Regions from separate parts of the Homo sapiens genome. Here regions 1 and 3 are each linked to region 2. Evidence: chromatin contacts called from ENCODE Hi-C or POLR2A ChIA-PET data. All regions are on one chromosome and are shown on one strand. Each heading gives the region's core, a stretch centred on a gene start or an enhancer-like site at or near the end of the contact. The rest is flanking DNA. Distances are from core to core; before and after follow the strand shown. Region 1 overlaps C5orf67 (chromosome 5 putative open reading frame 67). Region 2 has its middle 37 kb from the start of ANKRD55. Region 3 overlaps C5orf67 (chromosome 5 putative open reading frame 67).

What was found. Hi-C counts contacts between places; a loop is a spot of excess contacts on that map. ChIA-PET counts read pairs that join two places held with the same protein, here RNA polymerase II (POLR2A). Pooled maps may share reads with other maps.
Region 1: a map of B cell shows a loop between it and region 2 (7-fold over the local background). The contact joins two enhancer-like sites. A Hi-C loop is called at or near these places in 3 of 168 maps with a recorded cell type or tissue (B cell, IMR-90 and right cardiac atrium) and 4 of 50 pooled maps. POLR2A ChIA-PET finds 5 or more read pairs at or near these places in 1 of 52 experiments (BJ).
Region 3: a map of PC-9 shows a loop between it and region 2 (8-fold over the local background). The contact joins two enhancer-like sites. A Hi-C loop is called at or near these places in 2 of 168 maps with a recorded cell type or tissue (PC-9 and mammary epithelial cell), 1 of 37 single-sample maps with no recorded cell type and 3 of 50 pooled maps. POLR2A ChIA-PET finds 5 or more read pairs at or near these places in 2 of 52 experiments (AG04450 and BJ).

Annotation. Positions count from the first base shown.
Region 1 is chr5:56,564,056-56,568,940 of GRCh38, reverse strand. All of the region lies in intron 1 of C5orf67 (chromosome 5 putative open reading frame 67), which reads left to right. Among named protein-coding and RNA genes, the nearest start is that of C5orf67, 40 kb to the left of the region's middle. Within about 2 kb of position 3,025, at least 3 of the 41 ENCODE cell types and tissues checked have a DNase peak (open chromatin) inside an H3K27ac peak, as active enhancers do.
Region 2 is chr5:56,267,748-56,272,696 of GRCh38, reverse strand. No RefSeq gene overlaps it. Among named protein-coding and RNA genes, the nearest start is that of ANKRD55, 37 kb to the right of the region's middle. Within about 2 kb of position 2,001, at least 5 of the 41 ENCODE cell types and tissues checked have a DNase peak (open chromatin) inside an H3K27ac peak, as active enhancers do; they include PC-9, where a contact is called at or near this core.
Region 3 is chr5:56,541,354-56,546,240 of GRCh38, reverse strand. All of the region lies in intron 2 of C5orf67 (chromosome 5 putative open reading frame 67), which reads left to right. Among named protein-coding and RNA genes, the nearest start is that of LINC01948, 62 kb to the right of the region's middle. RefSeq lists a silencer at 953-1,153. Within about 2 kb of position 2,065, at least 4 of the 41 ENCODE cell types and tissues checked have a DNase peak (open chromatin) inside an H3K27ac peak, as active enhancers do; they include PC-9, where a contact is called at or near this core.

The sequences.
Region 1 (4,885 bases), core at 1,776-4,275, 300 kb before region 2:
ATATGTAATTTTTTCCATTGGATTGTTCATAATTTTTTATTTAAAAATTTTTAAATTAAGGAATTTAACACTTTCTCTTTCCCATATGCTACGTTTTACCCCAGTTTGTAACCTGTCTTTCAACTGTGCTTTAATATATTTGCTTGGTTCTTGCTCTGTTGACATTCAGAATTTTTATGTCATCAAATCTATCCATCTTTATATTTATAGTTTCTGGTCTTGTTATGCCCAAAAAGGCCTTTTCTTTTGGCTAGATGATTTTACCAAGTCTAGATGGCCATTTTTAAAAACCCAACATTTTGAGGCAGCATTTGGAAAGCAAAATGTGAAAGACAATAAATTATAAAAAATGTGATTTACTCTCACATGTTTCTCCCTGGGACTTCTGCATTTGCCTTAACTCTGATGCATGATATTAAAGAAAACCCTTTAACAATTTTTACATATGTTGATTAGAATGCACATCCCTGCATAAAGTTCAGTGCGTTGATCTTGACTACATTTTTTAGTAACAACAATACAGTAAATAAGTTATAAACATATTGCTGATTCCATTGTAGTTCTAATAACAGAAATGTATTATTAAATTACTTCTATTCATGTCATGTTCTATACAAAGTTATTTCATATACTTCATTTCATTTAATTCTTTTTTTTTTTTGATGAAGTCTCACTCTGTCGCCTAGGCTGGAGTGTAGTGGCTCAATCTCGGCTCACTGCAACCTCCACTTCCTGGGTTCAAGTGATTCTCCTGCCTCAGCCTCCTGAGTAGCTGGGGTTACAGGCGCACACCAGCACGCCCGGCTAGTTTTTGTATTTTTAGTAGAGATGGGGTTTCACTATGTTTGTCAGGCTGGTCTCAAACTCCTGACCTTGTGGTCCGCCCACCTCGGCCTCCCAAAGTGCTGGGATTACAGGCGTGAGCCACCGTGCCTGGCCCATTTCATTTAATTCTCACTGCAACATTGCAAGTTAGCTATATTATCTGCCTTTTAGGTGAGGATATTGAGGTTCAGAGTGGTGAAGTGACTTGCCAATCACACAATCAAATGACAGCACAGCCAGGGACTCAAACTTGTGTCTTTTAAATAAAAATATAGTGTTCCTTTCAGTTATCAAACTAGTAATTATGATCTTTCGGCTGCTGCATGGAGTCAGGGGGAAGTTCGAAGTTTAGTTGCCTTTTTGAAATTTCAACAGGTTTGGTCTTACTCAAGGAACTTCTTCGGTTTTAATTTAAATTTGGTCATAAGAAGCAATCGATTACCATTTGTTAGGCTATAATAGCTTTCTTCTTCCCGAGCAAAGATGGCAATGCAGGGCAGCTCCTTTATTTAACATATCTAATTCAATGGAAGCACGTGTCCTTTAGTGGGTGATTATCCACCTGCAGGTGGCTGTTCACCTCTGCTTTCTCTGTGTCTTCCTCATTGCTAAAGCACCCCTCCCTGCCATGCTCACCTCAGGAGAGCAGAAACTGTGCTCCTTTTACCAATTCACTTTAAGCGGGAACTGAACTGTCATACAAACCCAGATGCATGATTGCTTCCTGGGCCAGCTTCCTGCCTAATCGCAGTGGCCAGAGTCAATTCAGCTTGATCCAGACATGCCTGAGTGTCTAGCCAATGTCTCCCAGCCCCTAAAAGTTCCTTTCCCACTCTGGTGTGCTTCCTCTTCCCCTAGAAGTTACCTACCGCCTGATGAATGACACTAGGAGCATATATTCCCTTCGAAGTGGCCTGCCTCTTCTACAACAGGAGTGTGTTATCTCCTTGACCTTAACAAAAAACCTTTTTTACATTTTAACTCGTCTTCATTATTTATTCTTATCCAGTGTCACCTGTCTATGCTTCAATGCAGTGTGACACATGTCAGCAGAAATACCGTACATCCTTCACAGAGGAGATACTATTTAAGCTGACTCTTTAAGGACGAGTGGGTCTTTCCTCCGGCATACAAGGCAGAAAATGTCACTCTAGGCAGAAGAATGAGCACATTCCAGGAAGGGAGGAATAACACGGTCGGGGAAGATGTATAATTCACTGTGACGGGAGCCTCAGGTGTTCTTGGGAAGAGCAGGCAAGGAAAGCGGGGAGGCAAACAAGAGCTGTGCATGGCAAGGAGGGACCTGTAGCCTGTCAGGTATAGATATGATGTCTCTCTGTTGTCTCTCTACATCCTAACAGTGGCAACTGGGCCCTTCTAAAAAGAGGAGACAGAGAAAAGGCTATTGGATCACAGAATGCTCCTGGTCTTGCAGTCATACCTGAGCTTTGATCATTGGAATTGCTGTGGTCATTATGACTTGTCGTACTCTGCTCTGGCTGTCTATTCTCCAGTTTGAGCTTTGGCTCTCAGTCTTATTCTGTGGGTAGGGCCACTGACAGTCACAAAGTTTTGCAATAGAGATGATATCTCGGCCATGCTCAAATGGCTTCCCATCCTCCTAGAATAAAATGCAAAGTCCATACCAGAGTCCCACATGATCAGGCACTTGCCTGCTTCTCTGATATCATCTTTTATTATTTTCCCCATGGCTTCTCATGAGGACTGGTCTTGCTGTTCCTCCTGAATGCCAAGCATGTTCCCACCTGTTAGCCTTTGCATGTGCTATTTCCATTACCTGAGACATTCTTCTCCCAGGTGTCTACATGGCTTGCTCACATCATTAGGTCTGGGTTCTAATGTCATCTCCTTAGAGGGATTATCTCAGACCACCTTATCTAACAATAACTCTCTGTCCCTTTAGCTTACTTTATTTTTCTGCATGCCACTCATCACTGCCCAATATTAAACTATGCATTTCCTTATTTGTCTTTGTCCTTCTCTCTTGTTAGAATGTAAGCTTCATGAAGGGAGCAATTTTGTCTGTCCTGTGCATTGCACATAAATCAGTGCCTGACACATAGCAAATAATAAATATTTGCTGAGTGAATGAGTGAATGAATGGTCTAGCCCCTAATCCCTTGAAGAAAAGAGGAGGGTGCAGGGCAGAGTGATCTTGGCAGGAGGAAGTGAAACCCAAGAGAACACACATTTGCAGCACCATCCCTCAGCCACAGAGTCAGAAACGATCATTTTGCTGGCTCTGAGACCTTCCCAACAACTATTACAAGGGCTCCAGGGAGCAGGTCATTGCACAGACCTTCGCTTTCTACAAAGTAGCCTTGGGCGTGCTCCACATAGTTTAAAGCCTAAGCATCAGTTTTTGCACTGTGTTTGTCAAGGAACAAGACCTGAGTGGAAAGATTGCCAGCTCCCACTGAATGCAAGCTGAAATCATGGTGAGAAAAAAAAATGAGAGGAAAGGATTTAGATGTCTAGACCTTTTCCATTTGGAAATGGGGCTTTTCTCTTGCTCAGTCTTTTCATCATAGAGTCAGAACTTCCTGAGCTTTGCAGATTCCCCGCTCAGGCCTCGCTGCTCCTCATTGGTGCTGCAAAGCTCCTAGGAGTCTGCCTGTCGCTCATTTATAGGAAAAGACCTGAGGCCACCCTTGCAGTTCATTACACACTAGCTGTGCTCTCTGGACTTGGGTTTCCCTGCAAGCCCTTTGCACAGCTCCACTCAGCTTTCCATGATTAGAAGTCCTGTTTGCTGCTTACACCCTTTCACTGTTTACAATAAATAGACTGAGGCACTTAAGGCTTCTCATGCTCCATTAGCTATGCGGATTTGACACAAGGATGGGTGAGACTGGTTGCATAGCATGGAGTTGGGTAATAGGAGAAAATGCACCCCTTCTCCTCCCCTGAGATGAAATTTCAGTTGTTCCCACAGTATGTTTTCATTGTACAGTAGATGCAAGAGCTCCAGCTAGTGTGAGAACCGAGCTCAGATAAGAGAAACACAGTGATGGCACGGTTCCTGCAGGGCTCCCATGCTATTTTCTCAGCATTACGGAAACCCAACAATGTCTAAACAGCTGACCTTGTGGTGTGTTGGTAGGTTTGCACAATTCCCAGGGGTCATATTAGCATATGCATTTCAAGGGAGAGATCAAGTCAACTTTGGAAAAAGCAAGACGTCGGTACATTTAAAACTCACCTTCCATCTACATTCTCCCTGAACCACAAGAGAGCAGTTACTAAAGTATCCCTGGGCATAAGGCACGACTGGGTCACAGTGATGCAAGTAGCTCAATTTGCAGTAGCCCATAGAAGCCTTTTTTTTTTTTTAACTGTCATTGGTCTATTTGCTTTTGTATCTCCCAGAATTTGTTTGGAAATAGCCCCTGGATGCTTCACTGTCTTGCATCAGCCTCTTTATTACTCTGGAAAATATTAGTTAGAGTGGCTCAGTTGCTTGTCAGCAGGGAGTAATCATTCCTCATTAGCTGGGGTGGAGTTCCCTGGTGGTCTTTTAAATTTTTTTCCTATTCATGCAATATCCCCACATCTCCCATCTCATGTTGTAATCTCTCTGGTTACATTAAGCTTGTAGACTTTTCCTAAGTTATTGCTTATAAAGAGAGTATTCAGAAATTGTTTATAAAATAGTTTTTAGTGGAATGTCATGCAATTAGCTCTAATTGTCACCTTTCCAAAATTCCAGGAGACTCAAAGGACATTCTGCTAAAATTCTAGAGACCAGAGCCAGGGCAACTCTTCTCTGGAGTGCCAGCACTATTGTCGGCCCCATCACTAAGGCTATTGACCACCACTATTGTGGCTGTCAGCCACCACCAAGATCACTGAGTAGTCTTCTTCTACTCTCTAAGCCACCTATTAGTTGATAAAGTGGACCAAGTCTTAAAACCTTTATAGAGGAGGAGCTCTGTCTGTTTCAATCAATGTTGAATACCTAGTGCTTAGTACAATGCTTGTTACATAGTAGATGCTCAATGAATATGTATCAAATCAATGAGTAGTTCTCTAGTCTGCG
Region 2 (4,949 bases), core at 752-3,251:
AGCTAGGAAATGTATGTATTTGTGTACATGTGTGAATGTGTATACATACGCACACATGAAGATATAAAGTGTATGCACAGACTCACAGAAATGTATATCAACGTTTTGTTTCTTTATCCAACCCCACATAGTGCAAACTCTAAATTTACACCAAAACTTCTCATCCTAATCCCATAGACCACAGCGTTCATTCTAGCTTTCTTCTTTCCTATGTTTATTACTCTTTTCTTGCAGTGAGAAACCTGGCTCCCACCGCCTCATTATAATGACTTATTTCCTCAGCCCTCCTGCCCACTGCTTTTACTCCATCTCCCAAGCCCAGAGAGCTAGCACCCCCATTTAGCCATCTTCCTTGCATGGCCAGAAACCCCATGGGGCCGATAATCTATCTGAAAACATTTCATTAATGATAAAAATATATATTGTGATCTAATGACTTAAACCTATTTCCTTTGCAGAAAGTGTTGCAAATGTTATAATACAGCAAACTCCTTGAATGTGTGTGTCTTCCAGTAATTTTGATAGACTGGCCAGGGTGAAAGTTAATCCATGAATGTGATAGAGTGTTTTCTCTGAGAAAAGCTAACTTTATGCCTTTAAATCCATGAGTTGTACATGAACATGACATGAGCAAACATGTATTGTTCAATGGTTCCTGGTGGCCACTGTTTTTATTCTGGATTTTTGCTTCATAAAAACGATAAATCTGATGTTACAAGCTTTCTAAGAAAGCTCACATTTTTCCTAAGGCTCAAAATTGAAAGGAAAAAGATGTTGCATGGCTTCATGAGCCACTTAGTACTGCAATTCAACTGTTAAAAATTACAAACAAAAATTTTATTTAATTTCTTGCTTGCCCTTAATAGGAAAGGCATCTTTAAAGGATTGTTGACTATAGTTTCTGGAATGGTTCATACTGGAAGATCCTCTCAGCTAATCAAACACTGCTCCTTTTTCTTTTCACTAGATGCATTGTGGCCTGAACATGAACATACATGAGGCTAAGTAATTTTTTTTTTTTTTTTTGAGACAGGGTCTTGCTCTGTCACTCAGGCTGGAGTGCAGTGGCACAATCATGGCTCACTGCAACCTCAAGGGCTCAAGTGATCTTCCTGCCTCAGCCTCCCTAGTAGCCGGTGTGTGCCACCACACCCAGCCAATTTTTTTGTAGAGATGGGGTCCCACTATGTTGCCCAGACTGGTCTCAAACTCCTGGGCTCAAGTGATCCTCCCACCTCACTCTCCCAAACTGTTGGGATTATAGGCATGAGCCACCAGGCCTGACCAGCAATTTATACCTTCTCTGACTCTTAAACCTGCCCTGGGGCCATTGGTGTACTCATTGTATTTAACAACCAGCTTTCTGGGGTGCTGCAGGGAGAGGGGTAGTCCTGATTTGCAGTAAATGGCCATTTTTGTAGCATAAATACTCCCACCATGGCCAACATCAAGCTACCAACATGACATCACTTAACTAGGGGCAGGGAAGAGATTACACAACTGGCTCTCATGAGCTTGTGTGAGCCACCTCCAGCCCGGATGCCCGTGTGTACCTATAAACCAACCAGAACCACCCACCCACTTAAGCATTGTCTCCAAACTGCCAGTGACTTAAAAAAAGTTCTGTACCCTAGAGAGATAAGGGTTCAGGAAACAGGCTATAGTCCTTGATTTTGGGTGTTCACATGCTTAACTCAGAGAGATGACTGTCCTGTATCCATGATCAACAGAGAGGTTTTTGCTGGGAACAAGAGAAACGGGAAGAGAATAAGTGAAAGAAAAAATAAAATCAGCAAACTGTCTTGAAGTCAAAAGTGCGCTTGTGGTAAAGCATATGAGATCAACCACCTCCTATGTTTTCACAGTTCTGCTCTGCCTGGAGGGAAGTACCAGCTCCAAAGGAGGTCCAGCTGGTCTCCTGTGCGCAGGATTTGCAGGCTGAGGGTTAAAGGCGCTCTAAGCCATGGAGCACCTCTGACCCCCACTGGCTGCTGTCATGCATTGCACCTCAGGGATGGCCAAGGCCCCTCAGTACATTGCCCTTTCCTAAACACAAGTGACCAGTTTCTCCTTTGCTGTATTGTCAGGACTTTCCACCAAGTGCCATCTATTTCTCATCCATCTCCTTTGAAATATTTTCACTCTTTATCTACTTCTCTGGGCTGGTAGATATTTCTAAGTCATTGTATAGTGCATGGATTTTATTTTCATTTTCGTTTGATCAGAAAATGAGTCGAGAAGATATGACATTGTTGCATATGTGGTTGATTTTCATTTCTCTTTTTCTCATCCTTTTGGTGACAAACACCAGGAGCTGCTTCTTTTTGTATAAGAAGTCCTTCAGCACCTATACTGGTCATCATCTGAAGCGCATACTCTCTTGCGGTCCCTTTGATAGAGCAAGAGCACCACCCACAGCAACAAAACATGCCCTGAGTCTCTGGAGGGAGCCTGGACAGTTAATGAAACCCAGGGCCAATGGACCACAAAGCCCAGTCCGTAATCAGAGTGCTGCATCAATTGCGCACACTCAAGTGTCTGATTCCATCGGTTCAGTTTGGTATCTGTATGGCGTCTGTCTATTTGTATGATACCTTGGTAATCTGACTCATGAATTAGACCAGACCAAAGCAACCTGGGGGAAAGGCGGAGTATTTGTGGGTAAGGAACATGCCTTCCAGCCTTGTTCTAAAAACCAAACATTAGTTGTACATTCCAGTTATTCCTCAAAGGAATTATTTTTTTCCAGTACCCTGTATTAAATTAATTTTGATTTTGCACCTAGTCTCACTGCTTTAGATCATAACCTGAGTGTGACTTCCCTTTGCTGAGCAGGAAAAGTCTTGCCTCTCTACATCTCTATGTATCACTTTCAAATACAAAATTCTGGGTTTCTTATTCTAAAGAACTGCTTTCTGCTCTTGTTTCTCATGGCCAGCAGAGGGACTCCAGAGAAACCCTCAGACAGAGCGTGGGATTAGGCCACTTTGTGGTGGTGAAAGTTCCCCCAGCTCTCTAGAGAAGTGACATTTAACCCTAGGGTTTCCCAGCACACATACAAAAGGTTTGAGAAATAGAGCCAGGTCTCTCAGGACCACAGGTAACAATAATCTTTACCTGAGGCTGAGAAGAGCTTTGTAATCACATCCACCCCTGGCAGAGAGAAAGAAAGCAGGTTAGCACTTAAAAAAAAAAAAAAAAAAAAAGAATTGTGAAAACTGAAGGAGAAAACAACCAGAACCGTGGACGCGAGCCATTATTCCTCGTTGACGTCACAGCCCTCCAGAGCTGCAGAGAGGGGATATTTGGGAGACTAGGGACCAACTCAATTTTATTATGTTTTGTTGGCTGATAAACTTCACAAATGTCCTAGTCATCACTGAAATTATTTAGTCACTTGTCACACTTTTCTCCTTTATTTCCCAATGTTATAGACAATGAGCAAATTGTATAGGAAATAAACTGTTTGTTTTGCAACAGATGCTGGAGAGCATGTGGAGAAATAGGAATGCTTTTACACTGTTGGTGGGAGTGTAATTTAGTTCAACCACTGTGGAAGACAGTGTGGTGATTCCTCAAGGATCTAGAACCAGAAATACCATTTGACCCAGTAATCCCGTTACTGGGTATATACCCAAAGGATTATAAATCATTCTACTATGAAGACACATGCATGCGTATGTTTATTGCAGCCCTACTCACAATAGCAAAGTCTTGGAACCAACCCAAATGCCCATCAATGATAGACTGGATAAAGAATGGATAGAATGGACATAGACACCATGGAATACTATGCAGCCATAAAAAAGGATGAGTTCATGTCCTTTGCAGGGACATGGATGAAGCTGGAAACCATCATTCTCAGGAAACTAACACAGGAACAGAAAACCAAACACTTTCATGTTCTCACTCATAAGTGGGAGTTGAACAATGAGAACACATGGACACAGGGAGGGGAACATAACATACTGGAGCCTGTTGCGGGGGGTGGGGGACTAGGGGAGGGATAGCATTAGGACAAATACCTAATGTAGATGACAGGCTGATGGGTGTAGCAAACCACCATGGCACGTGTGTACCTATGTAACAAACCTGCACATTCTACACATGTACCCCAGAACTTACAGTAAAAAAAAATAAACTTTAAAAAGGATATGAACTCTTTGTTTTAATAAAATGTATATTATAATCAGGCACAGTGGCCCACACCTATAACCTTAGCTCTTTGGGAGGCTGAGGCAGGCAAATCACTTGAGCTCAGGAGTTTGAGACCAGCCTGGACAACACGGCAAAACCCCATCTCTAAAAAGAACAATTACACAAATTAGCCAAGTGTGATGGGTGTGGTGGTGCATGCCTGTAGTCCCAGCTACATGGAAGGCTGAGGTGCAAGGGTCATTTGAGCCCAGGAGGTCGAGGCTGCAGTTAGCCGAGATCACACCACTGCACTCCAGCCTGGGCAACAACGAGACCCTGTCTCAAAAAATTAAATAAAATGTATATTACAGTCAGACAGGCTACTCTGTGAATTCTGAATGGGCCACTGTCTCTAATCAGAAAGCTTTGTAGATATTCTTGGCACATGGCAATGGCATCCTCAATCAGTGTCTATGTGGCTTTACTAAAAATTAACCAAAGATCGGTTTTATTTCTTAATACTAGACAAGACTGATCAAGCAATAAGAAGTTGTGGTGTACTTGCCATGTTCAGGGAGTATATAAGGCAATGAATGCAAGGGTTGCAGCAAAGAAACATGGGACACAGTCCCTGAATATAAGAAGCTATCTACCTAGGAAGATGAGGCCCAATCCGATACAAGCAATAAAGAAGTATCAAGTAATCTCTTTACTGATAATACTGATCAGGATAGTAATAGTGGCAGTGTATTGAGTGTTTACTCTGTTCCAACGACTGTGCTAAATGCTTTATATAAATCATGTTGTTGAAT
Region 3 (4,887 bases), core at 816-3,315, 270 kb before region 2:
GGTTCTGGTCACTTTGGATAAGAGTTGCAATTAGGCTTCCAACCCGATACCCTTAGCCAAGCACAGCTCCCCATGAGATTTATGGGGCTAACAGATAAATAACACTTGCATCTGAACGCATTCATGAATAGTCATTCCAGGAAACTAAAGCAAATGTGTGTTTTTGGAGAAAATTATCCAGGTGATTGCTCTGATTTCCATTTTTCTTCCCAGCACAAATTAAAAACAAAATTTCTGAGGTCATGGAAGAAAGAAGATATGCACCACATTATCACCAGATCCTGTCTAAAAGTTGTCCCCATCCTGATGGATTGATCGAGACTTTGGATTCTGGCAGTCTTTGAAACTCACACTGCATGACATGTGCAAAGTCCTCCTTCAGTCGAAGGATGATTCTTCAAAGGGTGATCCCTCAAAGACACTAAGAAGGCAGCTGACCCCCAGAAGGCCCTTTTGGATTGCAGAATTCCAGGCGCTCGCACCTCTGAATACAGCACTGAAGACAGCTTGGCTGCCTCCCCGCCTCCTCTGTCCTGGTACAGCTGCAGAGGGGCTGACTTTGGCAGCCATAGATCACTGAGGCTTTGTCTCAGCTTCTCTCAGAACAGCTTTTCATCAGGAGATTCACAACATCTCTCAAAACACATGTAGGAAGAAGAAGTAAAGCAAACACCAATGGTTTCTTTCAAGAAAGAGACTACTTGGAATCTTTGGGTTTTGGTTTATGATTACAGTGTGTGGAACGGATCATTTCTGGTTTATGAGCAGCTTGATGTGCTAGAAAGAGCTGTGAATTTGGACTTGGAGCAATTAGGATTCTGGTTCCAGCTTTTTTCCAGCTACAGCTCGCGAGTAACTTAGTTTAGCTTCTTTGACCTTGGTTTCCTCATCTGTAAAATGAGAGGGTTTGCTCAGATGATCTTTGACCTAATGAGTCTACGAAAAGTGAATGTTGGAAGCACATGTTCACCTTCTCCAATTACCAGCTGTGATTATGTGACTGGACCAAATGGCACTAACTGTCGAAACCTTTTAGGCTGAAGGGGAAGCACTAACTGTTGAAACCTTTTAGGCTGAAGGGGAAGCATTCTGAAATAGGACAAGGGGCACCTCGTGTTGAAACCTGGAGCTGGTCAACCCTCTGAGGCCAATGCCGACCTTTGCATCTGCCTCCCACGCCCTGCTTGTTTTAGCTGGACCAGGAGAAACTAATGTCAAGACAAAAAAAAAAAAAACCTGAAATCCATAACATTTTGATAGGTAGCTTTATGAACAGTTACAAATCAGATGTTTGCCCCCCAAATTTTAACTTTATTCTCTGAAACAGATCTAAAATTCCTATCTACCTCACAGTTTCACAGATAACCCAGTCTCTTCCAGTTTATAACTGCCTCTTTGGGGTAAGTATTCAGTTAAGTATTTCAATATCAGGGCTATATCTGTGTTCTCAAAGAAAATCCTTTCTACCTTCTCCTCCCCGAAATGGCTTCTGGGAGGGGAAAGCTTACTCTTCTTGAACAAGGAAGCTGGGAGGGGGGTCTTTGGTGTGAGCTGTCCCGTGGATCTTCTGTGACCTCTTCCAGGATGTCCCTTGTCCTACCTTGTCACTGGATAACTTGCATCAGTTTCCACCAGATGTGGCTGATTCCACCTGGCCTTTGGGACCTCATGTTCGCATCTGACAGTTTCATTCTGCCCCTCAATTCTGGATTTGAGATTCTGGCACTTTGTGAGTTTATTTGTTTGGACTCCAGGCCTTGTTGGATCTACCAATCTTTCAGCCCATGTTCCCCAGCTTGGATAATAGGAAATTCTTAATCTCCTATGGGCCACCCAAGACCGTGGGGAATTAGTAACACTATCTATATCAGGCTCTCACTTTCTGCCAAATTCTCCACATTGCAATTTCTAAATCTACTTCAGCCTTTCCCCACCCAACTCCATGTTAGTGCAGGACACCTGGTGAGGTTTTCTCCTGCTAGATGGCCAAAGGCACTGCTACCCTGACTCATTATGAAAGATTGCAGTGATGGATTAGTGGTGACAGGCATGTATAGGGAAGATGGAAGTGGTTGCATTCCTGCCGTATATTTGCCATCATAACTTCTGCCCTTACAAGACAGTAGCTCTTGTCTTGGAATAAGCATCATTTCCCAAGTGAGGCTGGTGTGTGTGTGTGTGTGTGTGTGTGCACGCACATATCATGACCTACAGTAGTAGTTCTCAAATGTTAACATGCAAATAATTACCTGGAGGGCTTGTTAAAACAGACTTCTGGGCCCCACACCCAGTTTCTGATTCTGTAATCCTAGGGTGGAGCGTAAGAGTCTGTATTTCTACCAAGTCCTCAGATGATGCTGATGTTACTGGTCCTGGGATCACACTGACCCAGAATCTCCAGACTCTGGTGCTGTATGCAGATTGTGGTAAAAGCAATGCAATGTCTGAACACAATTTTGTGCTTGGAAACCTGAGGACGTATAGTTTTTCAATGTAAGAGATATTACTGGGGTCTGAGTAAAGAATAGGCATGTAAAAATTCATGCGTGAGTCACCTTTTCAGATGATTACACTATATATTTTCTGATGATTCATTCTTTTCCCCTCATGCCTTTCCAGGTTGCTAACCTGACCAGTCCTGCAGTGGAGGTAGTTATACCCAAGGTGTGATTTGGGATCACTAAAAGGAATTTCTCTAACTACTGAAGTGTCTAAAATACCTAGGTTAGCTCTGAGCTCAGATCCCAGTCCATCAGACTCGCTGTTTTCAAGAGGAGGAAGCAAGGGAGAACAAAAGCTAGCCTGTCCATGGAACAGGCTTAACAGATGAATTTCTTCTTGTATTGTTTCCTTTCTGTTATCTCCTATGTTTCAAACACAAACTTGTATTGAATCTTTTTTTTAAAATTAACAACTTTATTTACCATAAAATTAACTTACTGTAAGTATACAATTCAACTATTTTTTGTATGTTTATAAAATTGTATAACAATCCCCATAATCTAATTTCAGAACATTTTTCTCACCCCCTAAAAAGCCTCATGCCCACACACAATCACTTCTTTTTCCACTCTCTATCCTAAGCAACCACTCATCTGCTTACTGGCCCAATATTTTTGCTTTTTGCCTTTTCTGGACATTTCATATAAGCAGAACCTGGGAGGCCAAGGCGGGCGGATCACGAGGTCAGGAGATCGAGACCATCCCGGCTAAAACGGTGAAACCCCGTCTCTACTAAAAATACAAAAAATTAGCCGGGCGTAGTGGCGGGCGCCTGTAGTCCCAGCTACTTGGGAGGCTGAGGCAGGAGAATGGCGTGAACCCGGGAGGCGGAGCTTGCAGTGAGCCGAGATCCCGCCACTGCACTCCAGCCTGGGCGACAGAGCGAGACTCCGTCTCAAAAAAAAAAAAAAAAAAAAAAAGCAGAACCATACGCTATGTGTTCTTTTGTGCCTCGCTTCTTTCACTGAGCATATGTTTTGGAGGTTCACCTTCATCCACGTTGCAGGATGTCTCAGTACTTCATCAAAGGCTAGCTTCTACCAGGTCTTCCTTTGATGCATGCATCTCTGTCTCTCCATTTCTGCTGTAACTCTTAGTCTTGGTCCTTGTTACTCAAGTGTAGTCCCTGATCACTAGCATCAGCATCACCTGGGAGATAGTCCTGGCAGAGACTCAATCAGGATCTGCATTTGAGCAAGGTCTCAGGGGATTTTTGTGCACACTGCAGTTTAAGAAGCACTTCCCTAGAGAATCTCTTCACCTCTGTCAGAAGCATTGTAGAGCAGCCTCTGCACTGACCTCCCTGTCTCCTCCAGTCTCCCCACTGGGCCACCCAGCCTACACACCACTGCCCACGTGGATGAGGAAACTGAGACTCAAAAGAGGTGGGCAAATTACCCATGATTAGCCCTCAAGTGCCAATCTCCACATGCCCTCCATTTCTTAAACAATCTACATGACTTCTTATTAGCTGTTTGAGTGCCAAGTCTCCATCACTCAAGTGTGATGTTCAAAGCTTGCTAAAATAGCGTCTTCTTTACTGATAGAAGCTTCTCACCTGCAGTGTTCTAACACAAACTTTCAGTTCCTAACATGTCACACCTTTAAATCCTGACGACACTTTAGTCAGCCTCAACTTCAGGTATCCTGCTGAGCTGTCCTTCCATGCATCTAGTGAATTCCACCCACCCCCTCCATGGCTTCAGTCCCATTGCTGCCTGCCCACCCCACATAGGACCTTTCCCAACCTATAAGTTCACATTGAACTTTGCTTATTCTAAAGTCTAAAAATGCATTTTTTTTGAGATGGAGTCTCGCTCTTGTTGCCCAGGCTGGAGTGTATTGGTGTGATCTTGGCTCACTGCAACCTCAGCCTCCTGGGTTCAAGCAATTCTCCTGCCTCAGCCTCCTGAGTAGCTGGGATTACAGGTGCCCACCACCACACCGAGCTAATTTTTTTGTACTTTTAGTAGAGACGGGGTTTCACCATGTTGGCCAGGCTGGTTTTGAACTCCTGACCTCAGGTGATCCTCCCACCTCAGCCTCCCAAAGTTCTGGGATTACAGGTGTGAGCCACTGCACCTGGCCAAGAATGCATTTTTTTAAGAGACAGGGTCTCTCTCTGTCACCTAGGCTGGAGAACAGTGGCTTGATCACAGTTCACTGCAGCCTTGACCTCCCGGGCTCAGGCAATTCTCCCATCTCAGCCTCCCCAGAGGCAGGGACTACAAGCACATGCCACCACACCTGGCTAATATTTTGTAGAGATAGGGTCTCACTTTGTTGCCCAGGCTGATCTCAATCTCCGGGCTTCAAGTGATCCTCCGGCCTTGACCTTCCAAAGTGCTGGGATTGCAGGCGTGATTCACTGCACCTGGCCTAAGA